Linked DNA regions of Homo sapiens: region 2 is linked to region 1. Evidence: chromatin loops called from intact Hi-C (ENCODE). Cell type or tissue: endothelial cell of umbilical vein. All regions are shown on one strand.

Region 1 (8,000 bases):
CAATGAATGCTCAGCAAATGCTATTACCGATCTGTTCCCTTACTATATTTGCAGGACAAAGAAAAAAAATAATAACAATGAGAATACTAGCTTCTACAGGGGGCACTATTTTAAGTTTAATTCTTGGTATAATCCATAATGGAGTCTTTTAGAAAAAATAACTGGGCTACTGTCCTGGCCAAATTCCCATACTTTGTATTCAAGCTAATTACATTCCTCCCCCACTGGATAAATTATTCTTCACTTCCCCCATAAAAACCATCATGTTGTACTTGTGAAACAAAATAGCTTCTGTGTTCTACAACACACGCAAAAAAATGGTGTGTTTCAATCCATAGTGTATTTCTCTGGATGACTAATTTGAAAGCTACATTGGGATCCGTTATAGTAGGATGTGAGTTTAGTTCAGTGATGCTTCTGAATAATGATATTCAGATATTTAATGTCCTATTAAGTGGGACAACGTCACCAGATATGTTCTCCTGGTAACTTGAGACAATTTTTAAAGTATTACCTGGACTGAGATTAGGCAGATGTAAGCCATTGAACTTACTTCTAAGTCATCGTGTCTCTTAGCAAGCCATTTACCTCATCACATTGATTTTATTTTTAATGCCAAAAGTCTGAACATTCGTAAAATGGCTTGCTAAGTATTCTATATTCATCCTGAATTATTAAGAGGTGCACTTTTAAGATAAAGCTGGAGAGAAAAATACTAAGAACTGTTAAGAAATCACTGTCTTTTTCTCTTTGAGTTTAGTGGCACTTAGGTCTAAAATCCCTATCTGACAATTGATTTTGGAGTGTGAATTCATTTCTCGAGATGACAGAACATGGAATGGGTGGGAGTAACTAACCGTTGTGGCAAATGTTCATGAGGGAATAGTACTTAGGGCCTAAGGTATGGCTGAGAGCAGAACTGGCTCCCCTTTGAGAAGTCCTGCTGATGGAGTAAAAGGATGTGGGGAGAGGGCTAACGTTGTGATCTGGGAGAAAGCTCTAGTCCCATGCTACTTTAGGAGCATTTAAACTCTAGTTTCAAGTCCTTTAACTGCTTTTAAGAAATATGCCTAAATCTAAACTATTCTAACTACTTAATTTATTATTATTTTTTTTTTTAGAGGCAGGGTCTGGCTCTGTCTCGCACATTGGAGTGCAGTGGCACGATCACAGCTCACTGCAGCCTCAAACTTTTAGGCTGAAGCTATCTTCTTTGCTTAGCCTCCTGACTAGCTAGGACTACAGGCGTGTGCCATGACACCAGGCTAATTTTTAAATTTTTTGTAGATATAAGGTCTTACTGTGTTGCCAGGCTGGTCTTGAACTCCTGGCCTCAACTGATCCTCCTGCCTTGGCCTCCCAAAGTGCTAGGATTAAGCCACTGCACCTGGCCTAGATTCTTAGTTTTTAAAGACTTCAGGGAAGAGACAATTCTCACCGAGTTACCTTTGGCTACATTGTCCCTGTTTGGAAGGAACCTTGTTATTATCAATGGGCAGTTCATTCCCTGTGCCTCGTTTGTGCAGCCCCGGCATACCAAGTAATATGCTAGTTCTGTGCTCTGTGTAGGTGAAGAATGGTGGTCATCAACCTCTAGTGTATTTGAGGACTTACTAAATTATTGCTCCTAGTTCGAGATGAAGTAACCCAGGCTGTAACTTTTCCTTTCTGCCTTTATTTCCCAAACTTTCATCTGAAATGTTCTTCTCTTTCTAAATCTCCACGGGTGAAGCAAGGTAGACAATTGAGGCAATTACATGTGTCATTCAGACTTAAATGATTATTTGAGACTTGAAGTACTTGAATTATTCAATTAAAAAACAGCTTTCTACCTGACTAATTCTAAAAAATCATCTCAATTATTTGTTTTTTGGTTTGTATCCATTGAGGTGCTATATCATTTTTATTTTTATTTTTAAATTTATTGCCTTAGTTTCTTTGCAAGTATTGGGGGTGGAAACAATACACAACATTAGATTATCATCCCAGTTCTTGCTGTCATTTTGTGTACAAGGTGTAGCCTTTTCTCCAAACTGGAATCAAATGGGTGGAGACTCCAGAATAGATTTTTTACTGTAATATGGGTCTAGTTGGTTTGCTGTGTAATGAAATGTCCACATCGTTTTAGAGTGCTATATTTTATTTCTCAAAATATGTTTCTCTACAGTTAATGAACTATGGATATGGAAGGAAAGTCCCTGTTTTCAATTTCTCCAACAGATTGAAGAGGTTGGCACGTGGTAAATGTTCAATTAATAAGAGACTTACACAAATAAAGAAGGACTTCAGGGTGCCAGCTAAACTGGTCGATTAGCAATTCAGTTAAATAGCCAGTGAGTCAGGAGTGAGTTAAAAGGCCACCTGCTAATTTTTAGAGAAAAACTTGTAGTTAAAAGCAAGAGCTTCATACAGATACTAAAAAGTGAAATCAGAAGCAATGTAAACTATTTGTAACCACAGATAAGATGTGTTGGAGTGGGACCTGTGCTTAAAGCATGGATTGGCCATTTACTAGTCATGTGTTTTAGGACAAGTTTCTTAGCATTTTTAACTCCTCAGTGTCTAAATTTCCTCATCAGCAAAATGAGAACAATAGTAGCCTGTGCAGTGCTATGGTCAGCATGTATTCCTGGAATGTGTATAAAGTGCTTAACATAATGCTCGGAACAAAATAAATAAGAAATAAATACTATTATTTTTATTAAGAAATCCATATCATTAGTTATTACATCCCATGAAAAAGTATATGAGTAGATTACATATACAATCCCTTCCACATACCAAAAAGCAATAAAAGTCTCTCAAAAGCATCTGGGTGGGGCCAGGCATGGTAGCTCACATCTGTAATCCCAACATTATAGGAGGCTGAGGAGGTCAGATTGCTTAAACTCAGGAGTTCAAGACTATCCTGAGCAACATGGAGAAACCCTGTCTCTACAGAAAATACAAAAATTAGCCAGGCATGGTGATGCATGCCTATAGTCCTAGCTACTCCAGAGGCTGATGTGGGGGGATGGCTTGAGCCTAGGAGGCGGAGGTTGCAGTGAGCCAAGATTGGACCACTGCACTCCAGCCTGGGCAACAGAGCAAGACCCTGTCTCAAAAAACAAGCAAGCAAACAAACAAAAAACCCCATGAATGTATAGGGAAAATTGTGCATTGAGTCATTAGCCTTCATTGAAGCCTTCAAGGTGGTACATCAGGAACTTGAAATTTTATTTAAATTTTGTGAGCTTTGCTATACTACCATGCCTCAAAAAAAGGGGGCACAATAGCACCCTACTCAAAGCAAACATCTCTTTCTGGTTTTCATAGTTCTCTCAGTACTGTTATTCTATTTTTTTTGGCTCAAAACTCTCATTTTTGGTGATTTTAGCTCCTTCATTTCATAACCAGTCAGTCATTGTGATCTCATGTCAGGTCCTTCCTTCCTTCCCATATCCACCCCCATAACTGGGGTTTAGATTGCCTATGTTTTGACTACTGCAATAGTGCTTCTGCTTGCAGGTGCAGCTGGAAGCCCTTCTCTTCCTAACCCCTGTCCATGAGGAGTCGTGTCACCTGGTCCCCCGAGATGGGATTGTAGCAGGAGGGCATGTGTTAAGCCCGTTTCAAGAGATACTCTTCTTGCTCTTGCAGCTGCTTGCTCTCATCTCTGAGCTGCCCTTCTCAGGCTGCTCTTGCCTTACCGTGAGAATGGGAGGCTGTGGAAAGTTAAGAATGATGAGACTTCTGACCTTCCCCCCTCTGGTCCTTCTGAATAGCTGGCATGACTCCCAACCTTGCTACAGCACAACCTCGCCATTCCCTGCCTAAGCAGATCCAGAGAGAGTGGCATATTGAGAATTAAAGACATGGACTCTAAAACCAGGAGGTCTGGATCGAAATTCCAGTCTGTTACCAACCCACTGTGTGACCCTACACAGCGTACTGAACCTTGTACCTTAGGTTCTTGATCTGCAAAATGGGCAAAATAATAGTGCCTACCTCATAGGATTATTCAGAAAATTAAACTAGTTAAATATAAGATACTCTAGATACTGCCTGCTATATATAAGAACTCAACAATTATTAGACATTATTACACTGCTCAAACACTCACACCCTCACTGCTGGGTAATATTCCCCACTTTGTCTGTGTTCTTTGTTAGACATTTATTAGATGCTGCCTCAGAGTACTAGTCAATTTAATTGCTTTTAGAAATATTGAACACACCCACGATAGAATATTTTCAGTATATTTGACAGGTACAAAGATGAACAATACAAACATCTGGATCTCCATGACCAAACTTTGGAGATGGAATGTTATTAACCCCTAGCAAGACCCTTGAGTGTTGTTCCAAATCTCATCCACTTCCATTCCCATCCCCATAGGTAGCTTCCATCTGGAATTTTGTGTCTATCACTTCATTGAGTTTCTGCAGTTTTGTCATATATAATTTCAATTTTAAATAATAAACCATGTAGTAGGCCATTGAAAGATGGGCTAAAGTGATATGCACAACTTTTAGCCCGGGCCACATAAACCCTCCTATCTAAGCCTCCTCCACTGTGCTCTCTCTATCTCTCTCTCTCCCTCTCTGCCAGTCAGATGGATAAATGTATTGAAGGACTCCGAGGCTCTGTACAATGTCAGAGCTTGGATACAGAAAGAGCCTGTATCACCCCCTGTATCACCCCTAAAGAAAAGCCATCTAGCCAAAAACACTTATCTTAGACTGCTGTAGGAGTGAGAAATAAACTTTTATGTTGTTAGGCCATTTAAATTTTGGAGTTTTTTTTTTTTTTTCTGTGAAAGTTAATATCCCCTGACAAATACACATCTTAGCACCAGGAATTGGGGGCTGCTATCACCAAGAAACTAGAATGTGCAGCATTATCCTAGCAGCCAGTTACTGGGCAATATTAACATTGATATTGGAGGTAGAAGCTAAGATGACCCATATTATACAGTGGTTCACCATTTGTTAAAGCTATTACCTAAGAAAACTTGGAAGACAAACCTTGTGCCTACTTAACTGGTAGCTCTGGAGAAAGTGATTGGAAGATATCAGTGTTCGAAGTATGTTGACTACCATCGGCTGTCTTTGACAAAGTATTGCAATTAATAGATGAGACAAGGACCTGTTTATAAGCAGAAATGAAACACTCAGTCCTAAAATTTGGTGCGCTGAAACATTGGAAAGACCAATTGCTGCTAAATAACCCAACAGTAAGATGTAGAAACAAAAAAGGCTCTGAGAGATAAAGAACCAGTAAAACTTCTTGATTAAACAAAATGACTTAGACTTAGAGAAAAGATCAAATTAAAATGTGGCTTTCCCACCTATTGTTTCAGATAACCATGGATCACTGCCAACATGTTGAAAAATAGAGGCATGGAGTGAGAAAGCTTGGGAATAAATCAGGCTTGAGAATGATCCCTAAGAAAGAACGATGAGTGTCCTTATTTGCATATGGAACTCATTCGAAGCAAATGAACCAAAAACTTACTAAGTTTTTGAAAAGATTAATAACCGAAGAAAGCATGATCCTAGATTAAAAACCAAAACTTTTGACTGTTTGTAACTGAAAACATCTTTGGGCCCCATACTTGTACCAACAGGAATTAGGCTCTAAAATTCAACTTTCTCCAAAGAAAAGGAAAAAATTGTGATTATCCCATTCCTGTTCCCAAGTGAATATTAGGTGAAAGGATAGGTAACTTGTCATTTAAATTGTGGTTCACAGAGCCCTATGGAGAGGACTTCACATCACCCAGAAGTCCTGGACTTGAGCTGGATACAGTAACTCAATGGGACTAGAATTGCCTCCCATGGAAAAAGGGCAAAGTGTTCTACATATCACAGGATGAGCAAAACAAGTGTTTGGTGTCCATAAATGAAAGACAGGCTGTGGCTAGGACTGGCTAAGTGTTCACCACACTCTCTTTTTTCTCCCCTGGGCACAGAGCTGGGCTACATTTTCTAGCTTCCTTTGCAGTGAATGCAGCTGTGTGACTGTAGCCAGTGGAATATGGGCAGAAGAGATGTGTGCCACTCCTAAGTTTGGCCCATAAAATGAACTTCCCTGTTATCCTCTATTGCCTCCTCTTCACCTATCTGATAGCAGATGCAACAAATAGTATCAGTGGACTCAGAGGACCAAAGTGATGGAAGAGTCATGGACGAATGGAGCCTGAGACCTGAATCATTGCTAAAAGATGAACTACTTAGAAATGTTGTTCGATAAAAAACATCCTATTGGACTGTTGCATGAGTAAGAAATAAGCTTTTGTTGTATTAAACTACTGAAATTTTGAAGTTGTTGCAATAGCAAATGGCTACTTCAATTAATTCAAGGGCTATATAGAAAAATTCAGGAAAGGGGGTATTACTATTTCATATGCAATGGTCAGAGAAAGTGTCACTTGCAAATAAGTATTTAAGCAGACACCTGAGAAAATGAGAAAGAAAGCTTGGGGGTATCCGGGAGAAGAGCCTTCCAAGCAGAGGGACCAGCAAGAACAAATGCTATATCTAGTGGACACATGTGCTTGGTGCATTTGAAGAAGAGCAAGGAGGCCATTAGTGAGCTGGGGAAGAGTAGCAGGAAACCAGGTCAGTGAGGGCCCAATAGTGTAGGGACATACAGGACCTTGTAAGGACTTCGGATTTTATTCTGAGCATAGAAGCCATTGAGGTTTGAATTAAGATATTTATTTTAAAAAAATCCCACTAGCCACTGGGGTTAGGGGATTGTGGTGGATAATCAAGGATAGAAGCAGAAAGATCACTTGGGAGGGGGCTGTTTAAATAATCCAGGTGAGAAGCAATGACTGTAGCAGTGGAGGTGGTGGGAAGGGGTTGGATTCTGGATTTACTTGAGAACAAATAGGGTTTGCTGAGGGATTGAATGTTCATTGTAAAACACACATACACACACACACACACACACACACACACACACCGCCACACAAAAAAACAGGCACCAAAATGACCCCAAGATTTTTGGACTGAGCAACTAAAAGGATGTAGTTGTCATTACTGACATGAGAAGACTGGAAGTGGAGCAAATTCTTGGAGAAAATCAGGAGTTGGTTGTGGACACATTCAGACTGATGCTTGCCTCCTCAGCCTCATCACCACCAACTTATTCTTCTCTGTTTTCTCCATCCATCTTGGTTTTTCTCACCATCTGAGAACTTCTTCCCTCCTACTACCCTTTCCTAGTTAATTCCTGCCCCTCAATTCAGATATCAACTAAGAAAACTGTTGCTTTCTCCAGGGAATAATTCTTCCTTTATCCTTGGTTGGGATTAGGTCTCCTTGCTGAGTTCTGCCCATCACAGCTTCATCTTAATTCCTTGTTTTGTCATTTTCTTCACTGAACTGTGAGCACTGTGAAGGCAGGAGTCCCTTTTGTCTTCATGTTCATCATCATGACTCCAGCTTCTAACACAGAGCTTGGTATGTGCTAGGTGCTCAAAAAATGTTTGCTGAAAAAACGAGTGAATAAATGAATGAATGTATGAATGAATAAGCACACTATGTCCCCTTCAAGAGACTTCTTCCAGAGAAATTCTGGTAAAATCTTAACTTTAAGCATGCTTAAACTACTGAGCAAGCAGCTTTTCCGGAGCGATTAATATTTATCTGACATTAAAAACTTTGTAACTCAAATATTTCACTTTTTTTTTTTTCTGGAGACAGTGTCTCACTGTGTTGCCCAGGCTGGAGTGCAGTGGCACAATCATAGTTCACTGCAGCGTTGACCTCCTGGTCTCAAGAGATCCTCTCGCTTTAGCCTCCCAAGTAGCTGGGATTACAGGCACATGTCTGACCATGCCTGGCCAAAAGTTTCACTTTTTACATTAACTACTAAAAACTTTTGGGCAAATACGTGACCCACCAGTAGCCTATGTGGAGGTCCTTATGATATACATTTTAAGCTTTGTTCCTGCTTGTTTTCTGTGTCATTCTTGTTTTTCCTCATTTGTTTGTCTAACTTTATTATAT
Region 2 (8,000 bases), 160 kb after region 1:
ACACCTTTAAAGCAATAGGAGCAGATGAAATCACCCAGAGAGTAAGGTCAGACAGAGAAGAGGAGATGTCTGAGCATTTTTCTGTTTCTATTTCTAAAATTCCATCTAGTTTTTAAGAAAATAACCTTCAGGGAGCCATTATCATGTACTTAGAGACTCCTCCATCTGGTATAAGACTTCTACCACACTGGCACAACCCAAGTCCCCAACCTTATGTCTCCTTCCTCCTTACTTGTTAAAGTATGCTCCAAACAGATATCACTGACCATTTCCTGAATCTTACCTTACACTTCCCTGCCTTTACACCATTATATGTCTTATTTTATTCACCAGGACAGGTCACCCAAATTTTGGCCTATGAGATACCACCATTCTCCCAAGGCCCAGTTGAAATCCTATGTCCATGATGGAGTGACTCCTATTCTAGCATAACCAAATCTGACCTCCTGCTCTTTCTTAGTAACCACTCTATTCATTTGTACCCATGGCAGATGCAGTTTAGATTACTTGGCACTCACCCTAGCCCTCTTCTGAGCTACTTTTTTGTACTGAAGAAGCTGGAAGACTAAAAAACTCCTTCTCACCTATAGGGTTTCCACCTATGATCTAGGTTCCTTGAGTGAGCGCTGGGGCTCACATCAGACTTGGAAGGCAGAAGTGGCCACTGTAAAGTAACATCTACACTCAGGGAATTTGGATATTATGGCAGAGGAATTTTATTCTCTGGAGGCATTGGGTAGAGTCCCTAGGGTCTTACTTAGGTGTTGCATGGGGGACAGTAGAGGCCACAACAGTGTGGTTTCACTAAATGGTTTTGCAGTCTTCTTGCGCATTTCTTCTGGCTGTGCAGCACCCAACCTGGTTTCCCTGGTCTGTCTAGAAATTCTGTAAGTGACTTAATATTCTTTCATAACCCCTTTACTACTCAAAGTCAATAGATTAGATTCTGATATTTGCAATTAAACCTCCTGACCGATAAAATACCTTTCTTAAATATAGTATAGCATCTTGCTTTGCTGTATAACATGTTTTACTGCATTTTTATTATTTTCTCTACTAGGTTGTATAATAACTCTTTTTAAGATAGGCAATAACTGTATCAAACTCCCCCCCTTGTGTACAGTACAGCACCTAACTGTGTGTGAGGAGTCCCAGCAAAGTCACAGAAATGCTGCAAAGTACTTTAACACAGTGACATCTGTTGAACACTGAACAAACTACTACTATTGGCTCATTTGGACCTATCTACTTAATAAAGGGTATTGTTTACTCACATTGTAAAAAAATCACTGTGCCCTCAGTAATCAAGAAAATTTCATACAACACCTCTGTTCTAGATGCGTAATACAAATATACGTGCGTCTCATCTGTACTTAGATGAGACTCGGGAAGTACAGTCCTTTGGAGTTCAGGAATAAAGGGAAACTTGGCCCATATGGATACCAGTTAAGGCAGGGAGGACTGAAAAATAGGACTTTATTTGGACTTAAACTAGGTAGCATCCCAAATGTGATTTTTAAATTTTGATTGAAAATTATGGGAAATGCCCCAATGCCCACAGAGGCCACGCAGAGGATCTGTACATCACTGACTGTGCATCACTAACACTCTTATAGTAGCTCTTCTGAAGTCTCCTTGTAAGCTTCCTCTTTATTTCTTATGCCTCTACATTGCAGCATTCTATTGGCTAAAATGAAGCAAATGAACCCACGAGGAGGTCAAATATAGGCAGACAGCCTAGCTAAGGCTATGATGGAGATGAAAGGCTGTATTCTGATTGTTGGCATGCCAGCTTATATCTTCTGCCAAATTATATTTATACAGCTGAGAGGAGTATGTTAGTTTCGTGTTCCTTCCACCCAGGAGTCAGAGCCATTTTCTCAAGAGAAGGATCCTAAATGGAATGCATATGTTTTACAATACCCAAATGAGCTTCCCATCCTCAGATCCTTGAGCCCCTAAATACCACTGCTTCAGCTAAGCTGGTAGGCTCCTTTCTGGCCAGAACTCTGATTAGAATCCAAATTTTACATGATTGTACTTCAGAATCAGATTTGAACCATGTTGGGGTTTTGTAGTGTGTGAATTCAACTCATCATGGTTACTGAGGTTTAGGATTCATCTGAAAGAGCTAGAGTTAGTGTGAGGAGACATTTTATCAGACAGTTTTCAACTCTGCCAAGTTTTCCCAAGAGCTCAGAAACTGTGGTCCAAACCTGGGACCTCTTCCACCAAAAGCAGCAATTAGGCAGCTGAAACTCAACCCACCAAGTCAACTTGGATTTGCCTCATGGAAATGTGAGTCAGCATTCTCTGGGGAGCAGTAGCCAGGCCTGTGGGCCACTGTATATAGACAGAGAATGTAAGGCATTGACAAGCAAGTTCCATTTTACAGAAAGAAATCAAGTTATAAGCAAGTTGCTCTACGAATCAGAGGTCCATAAAGAGAAGAATATGGCTGCTCTTAAAGCAATCGTTACAGAGCTCTCTCTATATATTTTTAAACACTTAATCTAACTTCCATTTAAAACTGAGAATTGTACTTGGGGCCAGAGCTAAAGAGAAGAGACGGTGGTGAGAAACACTGGAAACAGCTTTTTTTTATTATAGTTGGAAAGAAATGAGTGTAATCTTATAGTTGCTCTGTCTTGTCTTCAACTTTTACAGAGCTGTGCAGAGCAGATGATGACTGAGAACACTATAGAAGGTAAACCAAATGCTGTCTTTTTTCCCTTGAGAACCAAAGCAGGGGTTGCTCTGTGAGAGAGAAAACATTCCACTTATAAGCATGCCTCCCTGTGGGAGAGGGAGAACATCAGTGACTCTTTATCAGCTAAGGATGTGGTGAGGACAGAATCCCAAAGAAAAGCAGAAACAAAACATGCAAATGTCTGCTTCAGCAACCTTTTTTGCCAAAGCAGATGTAATATGTGTGTTGGTGATGTTTGCTGCTTTACTAGGGAGGTAGCCTCTCCTTACTTTGAAACACTGAAAGCAGCCTGACCTAAAATCATAAATAAAATATTGGACATGCCCCCAAAGGCCCTGACAGGTGAGTGATGTCAATAACTCAAATGACCTGGCACTTATTTTAATTTGGGGTCATTCTGGCAGGCCCTCATTTTCTCTGCCAAAGAATTACTTATTTGCTAATAGCGGATTGTTTGAGGGTGGAGAGAATTCCAGATGAGGAATCATCAGATACAGGTGGCTCATGTGCACTGTCATTAAGGTAGGATATAGGAAGTTCAGTTCAACTCTTGTCAGTAATGAGACAGGACAGAATGAAAATGTTTTCTAAGATCATTTCCAATGTGAACAATTTCTGATGTTAAGACTTTATGAATTTACTCCCTCGGTTTTTATCCAACTGACCCAGCCTCTTTCCAACTATCCTCTCACTTCTCATCATTGTTCCTTCCTCCAGCACACACAGCCATGCACTATGCTCTGTTTATTCTTGTTTAAAGGCCAAGTCAAACTGTGATATATGCCCATAAGTAATTCATCTCATTGCCAACTGAGCTGAAGAGGTTTTCCACAAGACCCCAAAACAACTGTCCAATATTGTAAACTAAATTAAAGATGTCAAGGGAATGAACAAATCACTTAAGTGATTGGAAGAACTAACTGATGGATTGATTTGATTAATCATTTAGCGGCAATGGTCCAACCAGCCTCCCTATGCAGGCATCTTGTCTAGAGTGGAAGGATTGGGAGAGGCAGCATGTAGCAGGGTGGGCCCAGCTGTGCATCTCGACTGCACTATTTAGAAGCTGCATGGCCTTGTGAAAGTTTTACAACATCACCTAGCTGCAGTTTTTTCACATGGAAAATGAAGATGATATTACATAACATACAGGGTTGTTTAAACAAACTAATGTGTATCGGGTACCTGGCACAATGCTAACTCATCACCTTTTGTTCTCTTACCTCCCACCAGGCTGAGAATTCCCTCTGCAGCAACCCTGACAAATGAGCATGGAACTTCAGGGAAAATTTCTCCAGAATAGTGAAGCTCATTACCAGAGACCCACCCAGACAGCAAGATGAAGCTTAACAAAAAATAAAGGAATGGCCTCCACTTGGATTCAAAATGAAAACTGCAAAAATTTCAAGATAAAAAGACCTCCATAATGATAAAGAAACAACCTACAGCAAAAACCTTCAGCTGAGCCCATCTTATTTCTGCCACAGAATTTTAGAATTGGGTGTACATGCACCTCAGCAGTATTCTGAGCACCTGAGCAGTATTCTTCCCTTTGATATCTACAGAATTTTTTGGCCAACATGTTTCCAGAAACAGAGAACCATTCACGACTTTCCAATAAAGCTATTCCACATTTAGACAAATATATTCAATGTTAATACTAAAAGCTGCTCCCTATTCCAAATTCTCACATCATGCCTTAACTCTTGTCTTTGGGACAACTTAGACTGTTTATTCCTTAACCACAAACAGTCCACCACATACTTGAGGAAGATTCCCATAGCTACAGAACTCAACTCTTTCCCAAATAAAATTTACCTTCACTTTTCCCGGCAAGACATTGAAATCAATTACTCTTCCCTGGTAGAATGGAACTTCTATGAGTAAATATGGGGCATGCATGTCAAGGAAAAGGTGGATGTTAGCTTAAACAAAGAAGTGAGATCCTGGGAGAAGTTCAACATATTGCAGTATTTACCCTGAAAGACACTCAGTCTTAAATAAAAATAAATCAAATATTTTAATCTTCTTTTAACTCATTCATCCCAATATGACAATGAATTTTCATATATCACTTTAAATTCATGACACACACAAGTCAAATATTGAACACTGATTTTGAGTCATTGCAGGGCACAAAAATTGTGAGCTCTTTCAGACCCAAAATAACACTACACAACCAAATGCCCCCGTAACAATTTTTCTCACAGTTAATTTTAAGTAGTACTCAAAGACCAGTTATAAAGCAGAGAAAACAGCATCTTTTGCTAAGCATTGCCAAGTTAGAATACACAAGAATAGATGCAAAGAATTCCACCAACCTTTGAGGGCTGCAAGGTTGCTGAAAGCCTTTCAGAAAACCCATGGCCTAAATCTACAGCCCAAATGCATTGCCATAGCATACAATAAGTGGCTGTGGCATGATCAGTGAGGAGAGAGAGGACTCTGATCAGTGATTCTGAAGACATCCCAGAGCAGGAAACATGGAGCGTGGGTGGGCACCCACAATCTCCCTGACATAGGAGTCAAGCTGGCTCTATGGATTGAGCCCTGCTTCCCTGCCTGACAACATCTCTGGAAGCAAAGCAGCAAACTTCCATAGGCTTCATGTTCTCCTCAAATACCCATGGTAGCCACCCCATGGTATGAAGAGTGGCAACACGTCTGGTCTAAGTCGGGAAACTGACACCCTCAGTGTCACCATCATTTCAACTCAAGGGGTCCATTCACCTCCTTCCCAGCACATTCTGATAGCCTCTGCAGAGACGGCACCCTCAGACTTCAATTCTTGATCCCTACCACTTTATAACTACAATTTCTTTTGCATTTGTAAAATGCAGATTTAAAACTAGAGAATACATTTCATTTCAAGGAAACCTAGAAAAAACTAAAACAGAAACAAAACCAAAACCATTCTTATGTAATTTACATCTTGTAATACATGCTTCATGATGCGGACACTGTTGTGTTGGATTTTCCTCCTCCTTACTTCTGCTGACCCACTCAGAAGATCTCACTACAGAGCTTTCTAGAAGAGCAAAAACAAGTATACACCACCTAAAATGACACATTTTAATCAGGAAATATAATCTTTTCCCTCTCACTTTTCCCCCTACCTATAGACCATAGGAAGCTTCCCATGTCTCAGAGTGAACATAATGTTCAGAATCTCAGCCGAAAGAAAAATCATACTTCTATTCCTGAAAATAATGCTTTAAAATATCCAACATTAGGTAACCAAATATCTATTGAGCATCTCTTATGTACCAGGCATTGTTCCAAGTGCTGGGGATACAGGGAACAGAACAAAGAAAAATGTGTATGTGGGATAATAATTACTAAGGAAGAGGGGGAGTGGGATAGGAAGTGCTAGGGAGAGTAAGATTGACCTGCATCAGTGAGGAAAGACCTGATAGAGGTGAGGGATTTGTCCAAGCAGGGAAGGACATTTGAAGCAGAGGGAACAGCAAGTGCAAAGGGTTTGAGGCCACAAGGTGTCTGGAGGCTCAAGGAACAAGGTGGAGGATGTGGCTGTAGCTGAGGAAGAAGATGGGGAAGAGAGGGAGCCAGATCCTGTGAGGCTTGTGGTTCAACAGGAGGAATTTTGGCTTCTACACTCAGTGAGATGCAAAGCCATGGCAGGGTTGTAAGCAGAAGCGCAGCATGAACAGACTTCTCTTTCAACAGGATCACGCTAACTACTTTGTGGAAAATATACTGCAGCTGGGAAATTATGGAAGCTCTGAGATACAAGGCAGCTGAAATGATCTAGAAGGGATGGCGGCTTGAGGCAAGGGAGATCAACTTTTGGGAGGTGTAAAGAAGTGGAATCCTGAATAGGTTTTTGGTTTGTTTCTTTGTTTTTTGTTTTTCTAAGTAGCTTTTGAGGAGGAGTCAACAGATTTCCTGACAGATTAGATGTGGATCCTGAAAAAATGAGAAACTTGAAGGAGAACTCCAAGACTTTTGCCCTGGGCAATCAGAAGAATGGAGTTGCCATTAACTAAGATAAGGAATGTTGCAGGAATTTTGGAGTGGAAAGATATCAGGAGTTCAATTTTGCACATATTAAGGGTAAAAATCCATTAAATCTGTATTTTTCCTTGCTCTCTGACACACAAGTTAATCTCTCTTTCTTACACACACACGCGCGCACACACACACACACACAGTTTTCTATAATTTTCTACCACCCAGACTTAAGCTTTGAGAGCCCCTTGATTCCTGGAAAAAAAAAAATCACTCCCCTGCTGAATGAATCAAGCTGTTCCAACCTCTGCCTGTTACCTAGTTCCAAAGTCGCTTCCACATTTTTGGGTATCTTTTCAGCAGCACTCCATACCTAATACCAATTTCTTGTATTAGTCCATTTTCATGCTGCTGATAAAGACATACCCAAGACTGGGAAGAAAAATAGGTTTAATTGGACTTACAGTTCCACATGGCTGGGGAGGCCTCAGCATCATGTGGGAGGCAAAAGGCACTTCTTACTTGGTGGCAGCAAGAGAAATGAGGAAGATGCAAAAGTAGAAACCGCTGAGAAAACCATCAGATCTCGTGAGACTTATTCACTACCTTGAGAAGAGTAGCGGGGAAATGATTCAAATTATCTCCCACCAGGTCCCTCCCACCACATGTGGGAATTATGGGAGTGCAATTCAAGATGAGATTTGGGTTGGGACACAGAGCCAAACTATATCATGCTCCCCCTCACTTCCTCTTCCCTGGGCCTGACTGCAGAACTTCCACTCTTCATCTACAATTCAGTCCAAGCAGCACTTCCTCTCTCAACCTAGGCAGAACTGTCCCTCTCACCCTGCTATTCCTATCATAACTTCACATCCTTTTCTGACTGTGCATCATATTCTTAGGTTACATCCTATCTCCTCTACTGTCTCGAGCTCCTTGAAAGGAAGATCTGGCGGCAATATTGGTTTTTGTATCCCAGTGCCAGCCATATAGTAAGTTCTCCTAAAATGTGTGTTGAATGAATAGTTGATTAGGTCTGTAAAGAAAGAATTGGATTATAAACAATATTCTCCTACGATAATAGCTGATGATTCCCTACCAATAAGTTTTATTAATATGCATTTTGTAGACTGTCTCCATCCCTTCCATTTGTGATGCTGCCATAGGTTTCAGGGAATCACAAATAGTCCAGAGTTGATGGTCAGCAGTTTATCATTTTCCCTAAGGGGGCTCATCTGGCTTTCAGAGGTTTGACACCCAAATTGTTCGTCCACTAGTAATAGAATAATAAGGAACTAGGAAATGTTCTGTTGAGTGTTAA

Evidence for each region. A loop is a pair of places that touch in the nucleus more often than their neighbours do. Peaks named below come from ENCODE experiments on the same cell type or tissue, not always from the same donor. Only the 100,000 strongest peaks of a DNase experiment are listed, where the experiment ranks them.
Region 2: it touches region 1 in a loop (2.6-fold over the local background); 3 of 110 quality-filtered maps call a loop at or near these places.

Annotation. Positions count from the first base shown.
Region 1 is chr6:125,323,316-125,331,315 of GRCh38, forward strand. No RefSeq gene overlaps it. Among named protein-coding and RNA genes, the nearest start is that of HDDC2, 25 kb to the left of the region's middle. In endothelial cell of umbilical vein, no CTCF peak of the experiment used is centred here; no DNase peak of the experiment used is centred here; H3K27me3 peaks cover 1,357 bases.
Region 2 is chr6:125,478,500-125,486,499 of GRCh38, forward strand. No RefSeq gene overlaps it. Among named protein-coding and RNA genes, the nearest start is that of HDDC2, 180 kb to the left of the region's middle. In endothelial cell of umbilical vein, no CTCF peak of the experiment used is centred here; no DNase peak of the experiment used is centred here; H3K27me3 peaks cover 418 bases.